Regions from separate parts of the Homo sapiens genome. Here regions 2 and 3 are each linked to region 1. The links are chromatin contacts, found by Hi-C or POLR2A ChIA-PET in ENCODE. All regions are on one chromosome and are shown on one strand. The core of a region is the stretch at or near the end of the contact, and the rest is flanking DNA. Distances in the headings are between cores, read along the strand shown.

The links. Hi-C counts contacts between places; a loop is a spot of excess contacts on that map. ChIA-PET counts read pairs that join two places held with the same protein, here RNA polymerase II (POLR2A). Pooled maps may share reads with other maps.
Region 2: a pooled map shows a loop between it and region 1 (2.9-fold over the local background). The contact joins the enhancer-like site here to the promoter of ACSS2 in region 1. A Hi-C loop is called at or near these places in 2 of 168 maps with a recorded cell type or tissue (HCT116 and tibial artery) and 3 of 50 pooled maps. POLR2A ChIA-PET finds 5 or more read pairs at or near these places in 6 of 52 experiments (Caco-2, GM12878, HCT116 and 3 more).
Region 3: a map of ascending aorta shows a loop between it and region 1 (4-fold over the local background). The contact joins the promoter of TP53INP2 here to the promoter of ACSS2 in region 1. A Hi-C loop is called at or near these places in 1 of 168 maps with a recorded cell type or tissue (ascending aorta) and 10 of 50 pooled maps. POLR2A ChIA-PET finds 5 or more read pairs at or near these places in 3 of 52 experiments (AG04450, GM12878 and activated T-cell).

The regions. Positions count from the first base shown.
Region 1 is chr20:34,875,179-34,878,912 of GRCh38, forward strand. It overlaps ACSS2 (acyl-CoA synthetase short chain family member 2), which reads left to right and starts at 1,434. Exons shown (of 18, transcript NM_018677.4): 1 at 1,434-1,645. The coding sequence starts at 1,468. RefSeq lists enhancers at 653-732, 753-802 and silencers at 1,073-1,212, 1,293-1,722.
Region 2 is chr20:35,068,244-35,072,084 of GRCh38, forward strand. It overlaps TRPC4AP (transient receptor potential cation channel subfamily C member 4 associated protein), which reads right to left. Exons shown (of 19, transcript NM_015638.3): 3 at 1,053-1,169. Among named protein-coding and RNA genes, the nearest start is that of TRPC4AP, 23 kb to the right of the region's middle. RefSeq lists an enhancer at 2,095-2,264. Within about 2 kb of position 1,933, at least 3 of the 41 ENCODE cell types and tissues checked have a DNase peak (open chromatin) inside an H3K27ac peak, as active enhancers do; they include GM12878, where a contact is called at or near this core.
Region 3 is chr20:34,702,235-34,706,075 of GRCh38, forward strand. It overlaps TP53INP2 (tumor protein p53 inducible nuclear protein 2), which reads left to right and starts at 2,110. Exons shown (of 5, transcript NM_021202.3): 1 at 2,110-2,278; 2 at 3,124-3,240. LOC105372599 (a long non-coding RNA gene) reads right to left here and starts at 1,948. Exons shown (of 2, transcript XR_936690.3): 1 at 1,903-1,948; 2 at 1,425-1,579. RefSeq lists a silencer at 1,906-2,385.

The sequences.
Region 1 (3,734 bases), core at 184-2,683:
TGGAGGGGCTAGAGAGAAGCTAGAGGTAATTAAGCCCAGGTTGTGGTGGTGGTGGTGGGGGTTTCCCTTGGTGGAGTAAAGAGATTGTGAAGGAAAGAAGAGAATGTGGGCCAGGTGTGGTGGCTCACGCCTGTAATCCTAGCACTTTGGGAGCCCAAGGCGGGCAGATCACCTGAGGTCAGGAGTTCAAGACCAGCCTGGACAACATGGTGAAATCCCATCTCTACTAAAAATACAAAAATTAGCTGGGTGTGGTGGTGTGCACCTGTAATTCCAGCTACTCGGGAGGCTGAGGCAGGAGAATTGCTTGAATCCAGGAGGCAGAGGTTGCAGTCAGCCGAGATTGTGCCATTGCACTCCAGCCTGGGCGACAGAGCGAGAGACTCCATCTCAAAACAAAAACAACAACAAAAAAAGAGAATGTGAATGATTTTTCCTATTTGCACAGACTTTGATATTTTACAAGCCTTAGCTTCAAGCCTGACGAGGAAGTAAAACCAAATCTGGAGTCAAAGAACCTAGCTTTGGCCCTAACTTGGTCGTTATTTGCTCTCTGACTGTGCACCAGTTCCTTCCCTTTCCTGGGTTTGCCATTTGTGCAATTAGGAGGTGGGCTTATTACAAAAAACCTGAAGGTGTCTCCTAGTCTTCACTTATTGAGTCTTGTACTTTAGATCTGGATGGAGATTTGTGAAGGCAAGGAGATTGAAGACATGTCCTCATAAGAGGGAGAAAATCTGAGCTGGTTCCAGGGTGAGCAGAGAGGAGGTGCTGTCGCCAGAGCATGCCCTCAAGGTCATGGGAGAAGTTTTTCCGGAGGACGAGAATGTGGGTGTGGCTCAGAGAGGGGGGACCTGGAGGGAAGGGTGTCACCTGGAAGGAACTGGTGATAGTCAGGACTGTGCAATCAGATCACGGGGCGGCTCCGCGATGGACCTTACTCAACTCCTCTCCTTAGTCCATCCCTTTCCCTTTCGATCCTTGCCTTAACCCAACCCCTTATCTGTCACTCCAAGACCCCACCCCACTCTGGTCACTCCATGGCTCTGCCTCCTCTCCTGTCACAACCAGCCGGGTTACTCCCCATCACTCCATGGGCCCACCTCCTCTCCTGTCCCGCCTGGCCCCGCCCCTCCCTTGGCACTCCACGGTTCCACCCTCTCCCTTGTCACACCCGGCCCCGCCCCTTCTGCTTTCACTCGACGGCGTCACTCCTTCCGGCAAGTCAGCTCCACCCCTATCCCTCGACTTTTCCTTATAGTATTTCTGTCCTTGCCAACCTCGATCCCTCCCCAACCAGACACGGCCCCGCCCCCTCTGGCACCGCCCACCCGCCAGACTAAGCCACTCCCCCACTCACCAGGCCCCGCCCCTCTACGGAGGCCCCGCCTCTAGTTCGGCCTGTTTTCTCAGTCCCGGCACCCGCCGCGACCGCAAAGGCGGCCGCGGTTCTAGGAACTTGACGTGATGGGGCTTCCTGAGGAGCGGGTCCGGAGCGGCAGCGGGAGCCGGGGCCAGGAGGAAGCTGGAGCCGGAGGCCGGGCGCGGAGTTGGTCTCCGCCGCCCGAGGTCAGCCGCTCCGCGCACGTCCCCTCGCTGCAGCGCTACCGCGAGCTGCACCGGCGCTCCGTGGAGGAGCCGCGGGGTGAGGCCCGGCCCGGGCGGGCCTGGGGTGTCAGTGAGGAGAAGAGTGGGGGCTCCCTGGGGGAGTCGGGGGCTCCCTTGGGAAGCTGAGGGGTGGGTGAGGAGATGGAGGTTCTGTGAAGGAAGAATTGCGGTTCTTTGAAAATGGAAAAGGGATTCCGGGAGGAGACGAGGGTTCCATGGGAGCTGGGGAGTTCCCTGCAGACTTGGAGGGTCCGTGGTGGAGATGCGGGTTTTTGCGAGGAGACGCGGGATTCCGTGAGGGAAGAAGTGAGGTTCCTTGAGATTGGGACGGGGAGGTCGGCCAAGAGAGTGAAAGTTTCATGGGAAGAGAAGGGGAGTTCCTGAGGCGAAAAGAGGGTCTCTAAGGGGCGACGGGAGCCTTGAAGGGAGGAGGGCCACGAATAGAACTTTCTTTGCTTCCCTTTCACACCAGCTCAGCCACTGCCTCCTGAGACCCTTAACCTGTGAACTGTTGAGGGCAATAACGGGTCTGGTTCCCATCTTGGGGTCCTCAGATTAGTAATGGAGTCCCCGATCTATTTTTAGTATATCGGACATCCTAATGGAAATTACGCGGTATAAGACTGAACGAGTTACTACGATGTCAAGTTGTTTTATTTATTTTTTTAACTTGGGCTGGGATTGTATTAGTAATAGTTCAGAAGTTCTGATAGATGGTTCCATGTCTGTTAAAATGTATGAGGAAAATCGGCCAGGAGCAGTGGCTCACGCCTGTAATCCCAGCACTTTGGGAGGCCGAGGCGGGCGGATCACTTGAGGTCAGGAGTTCGAGACCAGCCTGGCCAACATGGTGAAACCCCCGTCTCCACTAAAAATACAAAAATTAGCCGGGTGTGGTGGCGGGCACCTGTAATCCCAGCTACTCGAGAGGCTGAGACAGGAGAATTGCTTGAACCCAGGAGGCAGAGGTTGCAGTGAGCCACGATAGCACCACTGCACTCCAGCCTGGGCGACAGAGCAAGACTTTGTCTCAAAAAAAAAAAAAAAAAAAAAAAAAAAAAAAGGTATAAGGAAAATCCCCCTACCCTTGCCCTCAGTCTGGGTAAAGGACAGATAGATAGACAGATAGATAGATAGATAGATAGATAGATAGATAGTTTGTTTTGAGACAAGGTGTTGCTCTGTCACCCATGCTGGAGTGCAGTGGCCCGTTCTAGGCTCACTATAGCCTGCATCTCCTGGGCTCATGCGATCTTTCCGCTTCAGCCTCCTGGGTAGCTGGGACTACAGGCGGACGCCATGACACCCAGCTACTTTTTTGTATTTTTTGGAGAGACGAGGTTTTGCCATGTTGCCCAGGCTGGTCTTGAACTCCTGGCCTCAGGCTTTCCTCCTTACTTGGCCTCCCAAAGTGCTGTGATTACATGTGCATGAGCTACTGCGCCTAGCCAAGGAGTCAAAATTGCACCCCCATTGGGAGGCAGCATGATGTTTGGTTGTGGGACAAACATGGGCCACGAATCAAATCCAGAAAAATCTAGATTTAGACCCTGGCTCTGCTGTTCATTTACTGTGGGGTCTTAGGCAAATTTTTAAGCCTGTCTGAGATTCCTTTTCTTCCATCTATAAGATAGGTCTAGTAATACTTGCCTAATGGGTTTGTATGAGGTCTAAAGTGTGTAATAAGTATGCGCTATAACATGCCTGATGCACAGTACACATTCAATAAATAGTAGTTAGTCTGATACAATATAAATCAAGCAATTACCAAGTAATGCAAGACAGGATTCAATCAAGTGTAAAGTGGTGGAGTTGGGATTTGAACCAAGACAGTTTGACTGCAGAATCCATATCCTAATAGCAATGCTATTCCTCTTCCATGACCCCACAGAATGCATTTCACCAAATTCCATCAAATACAGAATTTCTACCAGGGAAGCAGCCTCCTAATTTGTCCTCTCTTGCCTAGTTTCGCCAACTTGAGTCTTTCCAGTAGATTTATCAAGACACCATTAGATTGATATTATGGAAATATGCTTTCATATGTCACTGCAAAAACTTTCAATGGTTCCCTGTTTCTGGCAGTTTCTAATTAAAATTCTGCTTTTCTTTTTTTTTTTTTTTTC
Region 2 (3,841 bases), core at 683-3,182, 190 kb after region 1:
CACACATAAACACAGTATGTTGGTGATGGTATGGGTAAACAGACGCTCATACTTTGTTCCTGGGGATATAAACTGACAAAACTTCTTAGGTAGGTAAACTTCAGATTTATAAACAATAAAAAACATACGTTCTTGTTCCAAAGGTATATACTCACATGTATACAAAAATATGTAAAAGATCTTTACTGCAACCTTGTCTGTAAGAGAAATGGTGTGGAAAAATTATAAATGCCAGTCAACTGGGGCCTGGGTAAATAAATTATGGCACAATCACACCAGGAAACACTAACCATTTAATTTTTTTTTGAGAGCTCATCACCCAGGCTAGAGTGCAGTGGTATGATCTTGGCTCACGGCAACCTCTGCCTCCCGGCTTCAAGCAATTCTCCTGCCTCAGCCTCCTGAGTAGCTGGGATTACAAGTGCCTGCCACCGTGCCCATCTAATTTTGGTATTTTTAGTAGAGACAGGGTTTCACCATCTTGGACAGGTTGGTCTCGAACTCCTGACCTCACGATCCACCTGCCTTGGCCTCCCAAAGTGCTGGGATTACAGGCGTGAGCCACTGCGCCCGGCCTAAAATTGTTTTAATTAAAAAAAAAAAAAGAAGAAGAAAGAAGGTACAGAATAGTGTAGCCGTGTATATGGTATATCACTCTATGTGCGGAGAAAATAAACTAAGGTGGAGGTGGTGGGGAATATTTACACACACACACACACACACACACACACACACAAAAAAAACAAAACATCTTAAGCAGGACACACAAGAAACTAGTAATCACAACTGGTTCTGAGGAGGGGACACTGGGAAATTTAGAGATGTACTTTTCACTTAGTATTTTTTTAAAAAGGTATACACCAATTTAAATAAATGAATTCTTCTGAAGTAAAAACTATGCTGCTTCAACATGTAAATGCCGCTAAGCTTCTAAAAGTTAAAATCTGAAATGTTATAAATTCTGAAATCTTTCCTATCTCCCATTTCAAAAGTTAAATTCCCAAACCATTAAGCAGTAGTAACAGCAGTAGTAATAATAAATAGCTACTTACATCAACACCTCCAAACAAGTCAAAAATGTAAGTATTTGGATAAGTGGTTTCTTGGGTAAGTTTCCTCTCTTCAGTAACAAATGCCATAGCCTCCATGGAGAGAAGAGGAGAAATTTCCTAGTTTTTTTAAAAAAAAGTACATACATTGTTTTAGTAACCAACACAGACCAGACACTAAAGCATCAGTTTGAGCTTTAGTCCCAACTGGAGTTCCCATGAACACAAAGACAGTCCCCAATGAACCACACTTCCTAGTATTCAGGCCCCTGTAAAGCCCCTTCTCACACTAAATCTGGGCTGGTATGACACACCTCAACTAACAGCATGTGGTAGAAGTGACACTAGGCCACTTCCAGCACAAGCCTTAAGAAAGCCAGGCTCACACCTGTAATCCCAGCACTTTGGGAGGCTAAGGTGGGCGGATTACTTGAGGCCAGGAGTTTGAGACCAGCCTGGCCAACATGGCAAAACCCCATCTCTACTAAAAGTACAAAAATTAGCCGGATGTGGTGCTACACACCTGTAATCCCAGCTACTCAGGAATTTGAAGTACAAGAAGCACTTGAGCCACGGAGGCAGACGTTGCAGTGAGCCAACATAGAGCCACTGCACTCCAGCCTCGGCAACAGAGGGAGACTCTGTCATTAAAAAAAAATAAAAAGCCTGACAGACTTCGCTCTTGCCATCCTGGAACCCAAACATCATGCTGTGAGAACACAGCCAATGGGGAGGCCATAAGGAGAAGAAATGAGGCCAAGAGCAACATCCTTAGTTGATCTCCAGCTGACAGCCAGCACCAACCTGCCAGGGATGTGAGAGAGACCATTTTGGACATTCCAGATATCTCAGTACCACCCTACCCAACAGCACATGAAGCAGAGGAGCCACTCAGTCAACCAAGAATTGTTGACAGATAAATGATTCTTGTTACTTCCGGCTGCTAGGTTTCGGGGTGACTAGTTCTGTAGCAATAACCAAGTCACTGCTCAAATATAATCTCCTGCAGGAAGTCTTCTTGATTTCCCCCAACCAGAAGCATGCTCTTCAGACCCCCAAAACAATCTACAACTCATTTGTAACATTTAGCACTTTTACTTTGCACCTATTTACAAACCATTTCTTTTTTTTTTTTTGAGAGGGAGTCTCGCTCTGCCACCCAGGCTGGAGTGCAGTGGCGCGATCTCGGCTCACTGCAAGCTCTGCCTCCCGGGTTCACGCCATTCTCCTGCCTCAGCCTCCCGAGTAGCTGGGACTACAGGCGCCCGCCACTGCGCCCGGCTAATTTTTTGTATTTTCAGTAGAGACGGGGTTTCACCGTGGTCTCCATCTCCTAACCTTGTGATCCACCCGCCTCGGCCTCCCAGAGTGCTGGGATTACAGGCGTGAGTCACTGCGCCCGGCCAAACCTATGTTATTTCTTCCCTAGACTAAACGTTCCTTGAGGACAACACAAACAGATCCCACTTTGTATTCCCCACAGATTCCAAGACAGAGTATTTGATACAGCACACATAGGGTAGTAGTTCTCAAACTGACGGCCACAGAATCCTTTGTTCATATGGAACAAAGCTAAGAGGAAAAAAAATCTTACAAGAAAACCTAAAACATAGTAAGTTTCAAATAAGTACTTACTTAATGAATAAAGAAATGATGATCACATAGCAAAGATATACAAATATTAATTTCCCTCCCCTTTAACTTCACCTCAATCTCCTGAGATTTTGCAAGAAGCAAATAATGTGCAACTCTTTGAAAAGCATTTTTAAACAAGTTTAAGAAGCTATAATTATTTCTATCAGACTGTGAGATTCAAAATATGAAAATGTCTCTTCTTAAACGTAAAGACTAAGTTTAATTAGTTTCTATTACATTTTAAAATAACTTACTATGTGATATAATAATCAAAACTTCACCTCTGAAGAACACTGTCATTCAGTTTCATTACGTTCAATATAACTTACATGGTTTTTATTTATTTATTTTTGCTGTTTTTTATTTTATTATACTTTAAGTTCTAGGGTACTTGTGCACAACATGCAGGTTTGTTACATATGTATACATGTGCCATGTTGGTGCGCTGTACCCATTAACTCGTCATTTATATTAGGTATATCTCCTAATGCTATCCCTCCCCCCTCCCCCCACCCCATGCCAGGCCCTGGTGTGTGACGTTCCCCACCCTGTGTCCAAGTGTTCTCATTGCTCAATTCCCACCTATGAGTGAGAACACACGGTGTTTGGTTTTCTGTCCTTAACGATAGTTTGCTCAGAATGATGGTTTCCAGATTCATCCATGTCCCTACAAAGGACATGAACTCATCATTTTTTATGGCTGCATAGTACTCCATGGTGTATATGTGCCACATTTTCTTAATCCAGCCTACCATTAAATGGACATTTGGGTTGGTTCCAAGTCTTTTGCTATTGTGAATAGTGCTGCAATAAATATACACGTGCATGTGTCTTTATAGCAGCATGATTTATAATCCTTTGGGTAAATACCCAGTAATGGGATGGCTGGGTCAAATGGTATTTCTAGTTCTAGATCCTTGAGGAATCGCCACACTGTCTTCCACAATGGTTGAACTAGTTTACAGTCCCACCAACAGTTTAAAAGTGTTCCTATTTCTCCACATCCTCTCCAGCACCTGTTGTTTCCTGACTTTTTAATAATCGCCATTCTAACTAGTGTGAGATGGTATCTCATTGTGGTTTTGATTTGCATTTCTCTGATGGCCAGTGATGATGAGCATTTTTTCCTGTGTCTGTTGGCTGCATAAACGTCTTCT
Region 3 (3,841 bases), core at 860-3,359, 170 kb before region 1:
CAGGTTTTAGAACAAACAAGTGGCTTGACAGGAGAGACGTGTTAGGGATTATTTAATTAAAGTCAGCAAGTAGGTCTGAAAGGGTATGAGGTTAGCAGGAAGTGGCTGTGATGGGCAGAGGCTCAGAGTTGCATGGAATGAGGACACTTTGGGTATAACACTCCAAGGGCCACAATGCCACTCCCCTCTCCACCCCTCAGCCTTGGGTTATTTTTTTCTGGCTTCTTCCCCTGTCGCTAGGGTTAAGGAGTCCCTTGGGGGTTTCAGATGAGGCTGGGATAGAGTTTTATCACTAGAGTGCCGGGCACGGTGGCTCACGCCTGTAATCCCAGCACTTTGGGAGGCCGAGGCAGGCAGATCACAAGGTCAGGAGACCGAGACCATCCTGGCTAACACTAAACATACAAAAATACAAAAAATACAAAAAATTAGCCGGGCGTGGTAGCGGGCGCCTGTAGTCCCAGCTACTCGGGAGGCTGAGGCAGGAGAATGGCGTGAACCCGGAAGGCGGAGCTTGCAGTGAGCCGAGATCGTGCCACTGCACTGCAGCCTGGGCAACAAGAGCGAGACTCCGTCTCAAAAAAAAAAAAAAAGTTTTATCACTAGATCATTAACCTCTGGCCTAGGTCACCTCCGGCCTCCTTTTGGGCTAGGTGGGCAGTTCTCGGACCCTCCCCCACCAGCCCTGCTCTGCTGACCTAGAACCTCTGGCCCTGGAGATTCTGATATGTGTATTTGTGGTCTCTTCTCGGGCATCTCCCAGGCCACTGGGAGAGCTGGGGCCTAGAGCGTGGGGTGGGTGGAATCCTGAGGGCAGAGAGTGTGGAAGAATCTTACAATGGCAGCTCTAGAGGGAAGCCTGGATATGTTTGTTTGACAAACTGAGACCCAGAGAGGTAACATGACTTGAGGTCACACAGCAAGTCTAGGGCACAGTCAGGACTGAAAGCCAGGACTCTGGGGAGGCTAAAGCGCCCTGAGGTTTAGACCATCTGGTTCATGTAGAGAATGGAGAGGGTCAGGGCTGGGAGCTATGGGTTCAAATCCTGGCTCTGCCATTGACTGTACTTTTGTGACCTAAGAAAGTCACTTGAGCTCTCTGAGTCTGTTTCCTCAACTGTTAAACGGGACAATATCTACCTTTTGGGTTGTTGTGAAGATAAAAAAACACACCCATAGCACAGGTCGTGGCACACAGTAAGTGTGCCAATACATGTCAGCTAGTGGTATGGTGGTGCAATAGTAGGTGCCTAATAAATGTTGAATGCATTGTTGAACATGAGTTCACACGCTAACAGTGAGATTGTGAGACTCAGCTTTCCCACGTGTAAATCAGGACTCATAATCAGTCCCTGTCCTGCCACTTCTTTACAGCCCCGGTAGCAACATAGATTAAATAAGGTATGTAAACGTTCAAGCGCGGAGCCGTCTCAGGTCAATGTTTACTCAGCCCAGGGCAATTCCTCTCCAAGTCCTACTCTGCGAAATTTCACGTCAGCTTCACTAACTTCTCTACATTCCCAGATGCTCCCCGGGAACCGGGGGTTGGGGATGTCCCTCTTTTCTCAAGCCCGCCGAGCTGAGGAAAAACGGGGTGGGAAAGCAGAGTGTGTAAGGCTGAGGAGGTGAGCCAGAGGGGGGAGGGAGAGCAGGAATAAGGGCAGTGGGGAGAATGCAGGTGCACGGACGTGGTGTGGGTCGAGAACAGGGTCCGCATCGGGGGACTTGGATATAGGATGCAGTGAAAGGATTTGGGGAGCAGTGGGAGAGGTGAGGGCGCTGCGATCCGGGAAGAATCAGGAAAATAAGGAGCCGGTAGGAGGGAGTGGAGATCCTCCTCGCGGAGAGCTCGCCGCGGCGCAGGGCTCCCAGCTCCCCGCAGCTGCCTCCCCGAACACTCACCCTCCCGGTTCCGAGAACGTTTCCCGGCCCGAGCGCCCGGCCCGCAAACCGGGAGGGGAGGGGAGGGGAGGGGCAGGGGGGGATCCGCAGCCCGGGATTGGCCGCCGCCCCGCCAGCCGGTGACGCGAGGCGGGCGGGCCCCTTTGTGACGTCACAATCAGCTGTTTGAACGTTCCAATTTGTGCCGTGAGCCCCGCCGCAGCGGCCGCACAGACTCAAAGCCCCGCGGGCGAGCTCAGCAGCCCGGAGCGACCGCGGCCCCGCCGCCTCCCCCGCGAGTCCCGGCGATGCGGCCCGGCCTGTGAGCGGCCGGCGACCCTGGGACGCCCCGCCGCACAACTACCTCAACGCCGTGCCGCCCCCCTCCCGCCCCCAGGTGAGTCCCGACCCGGGTGGGCCTGGGGGCTCCCCTGCCACGGACACGCCCTGCGCCCCCCGCGCCCGGGCCTTTGTCTGTCTCCGCCGGCGGCCGCCGGGGCCGCGTTCCCGGCTCCCGATTGGTTGCCGCACGCCCGGTAGACCATGACGTCGTTCTATTTGCATATGACATTGAGACGTCACCAAGGCCGGTACCGCCCCCACAGGCTCGGGTCGCTTGTCCTCCCGTGACCCGGTAGCCGCTGTGTCGGGGCTGGGCCCTGGGTGAGACGCTGCAATCCAAAGGGGGCTGCAGGGGGATCGGCGATTTCCTAGGCTTATCCAGGGGCTGGGGTCAGGCCTCTGATCCCCTACTTTCTCTTTGCAACCTGAGAAGGAGTCAGACGGCGCTGCTGGGCCTAGGTTGAGGGGGTCGTCAGGAGTTCAGGGCTGCATGGGACTCCAGGTGGTTGGGACAGCACCAGATGGTGGTGGGATCCCCTCCCTCCGGCTCCAGACTCCGCCCCCAGGGACTAACAGAATAACATCCTCCTAATCCCTGATTTGTGTGCAGCGCCTTAGCTGATGTCACTCCTAGACCCAAAATGAAGGGTCTTAGACCCCAGTGCATGGAAGGGGCAACAGGCCCAGAGAGGAGGATTAGCTCTCTCGAGGTCACATAACCAATTAGAGTCATGCTCACTGAGTGACAGATGGATTATTAGCCAGGGGCAAAGACATAATAGGGGCTCAGTACAAGTGGTAAGATACACATCCTCCTTCCACTGGGGACCCGATCTTGGGCTCAGCCTTATCACGGTTTGATAGGCTCCTAGGTGTCCTTACTCCTGGACCCTTTTCCAGGGAATCTCTGGAGATTGGTTCACCTTTTGTGGTCCTGACCCCTTCTGTCCTCACTGTACCTTGAAGTCCTAGAGTCCAATAAAATCGCTGCCTCCCAGCTGTTTGGATCACAGAGAGGTGAGTCATTGGCTGCCTCGGGGTGTCTCCAGGGCTGATGTTGGGGTGGAGGGTGGGGTGAGGGTTCCCTCTATTGGCCCTTTACCTTCCCAACTTCCTAGGTCGTCAGCTAGGAAGGGCCTGACCTGGCCTAGTGCAGACAATTGCAGGTGTTTTGCTGCTCCCTCGTCACCTCTGCCCACAGAGAGTATAGGAGAAGGGATAGGATAAGGAGAGTTTCTGACTTAACAAGTGGATGGGCCTAGAGGCTGAACCAGGAACTCCATTCCTGCTGGGAGTTTGCTCAAGGATGGGCTGGGGGTAGGGGTGGCTTAGGGCACAAATGCTATTCTGGGCAGAGCTGCTGTAGTTATTAAAGGGAATGGTTCTCCCTGGAGCAGAACTGGGAATGTGAGAACCAGGAAGCTGGCAGGGCTGGGAAAGGAAATCTGGGAGGCTCCCCAAGTGGTCAGGAGAGGGGGCAGGCACTGGCTGGCTGGTGACTGCTTTCACTCCTGGCTGTCACTGACTTGCTGTGTGACCTCAGGCAGGGAGCTTTTCCCCTGAGCCTCCCTCCCCTAAACCTATCTGAAATTTGGGGAGGCACAGTGCAGGCTCTGGT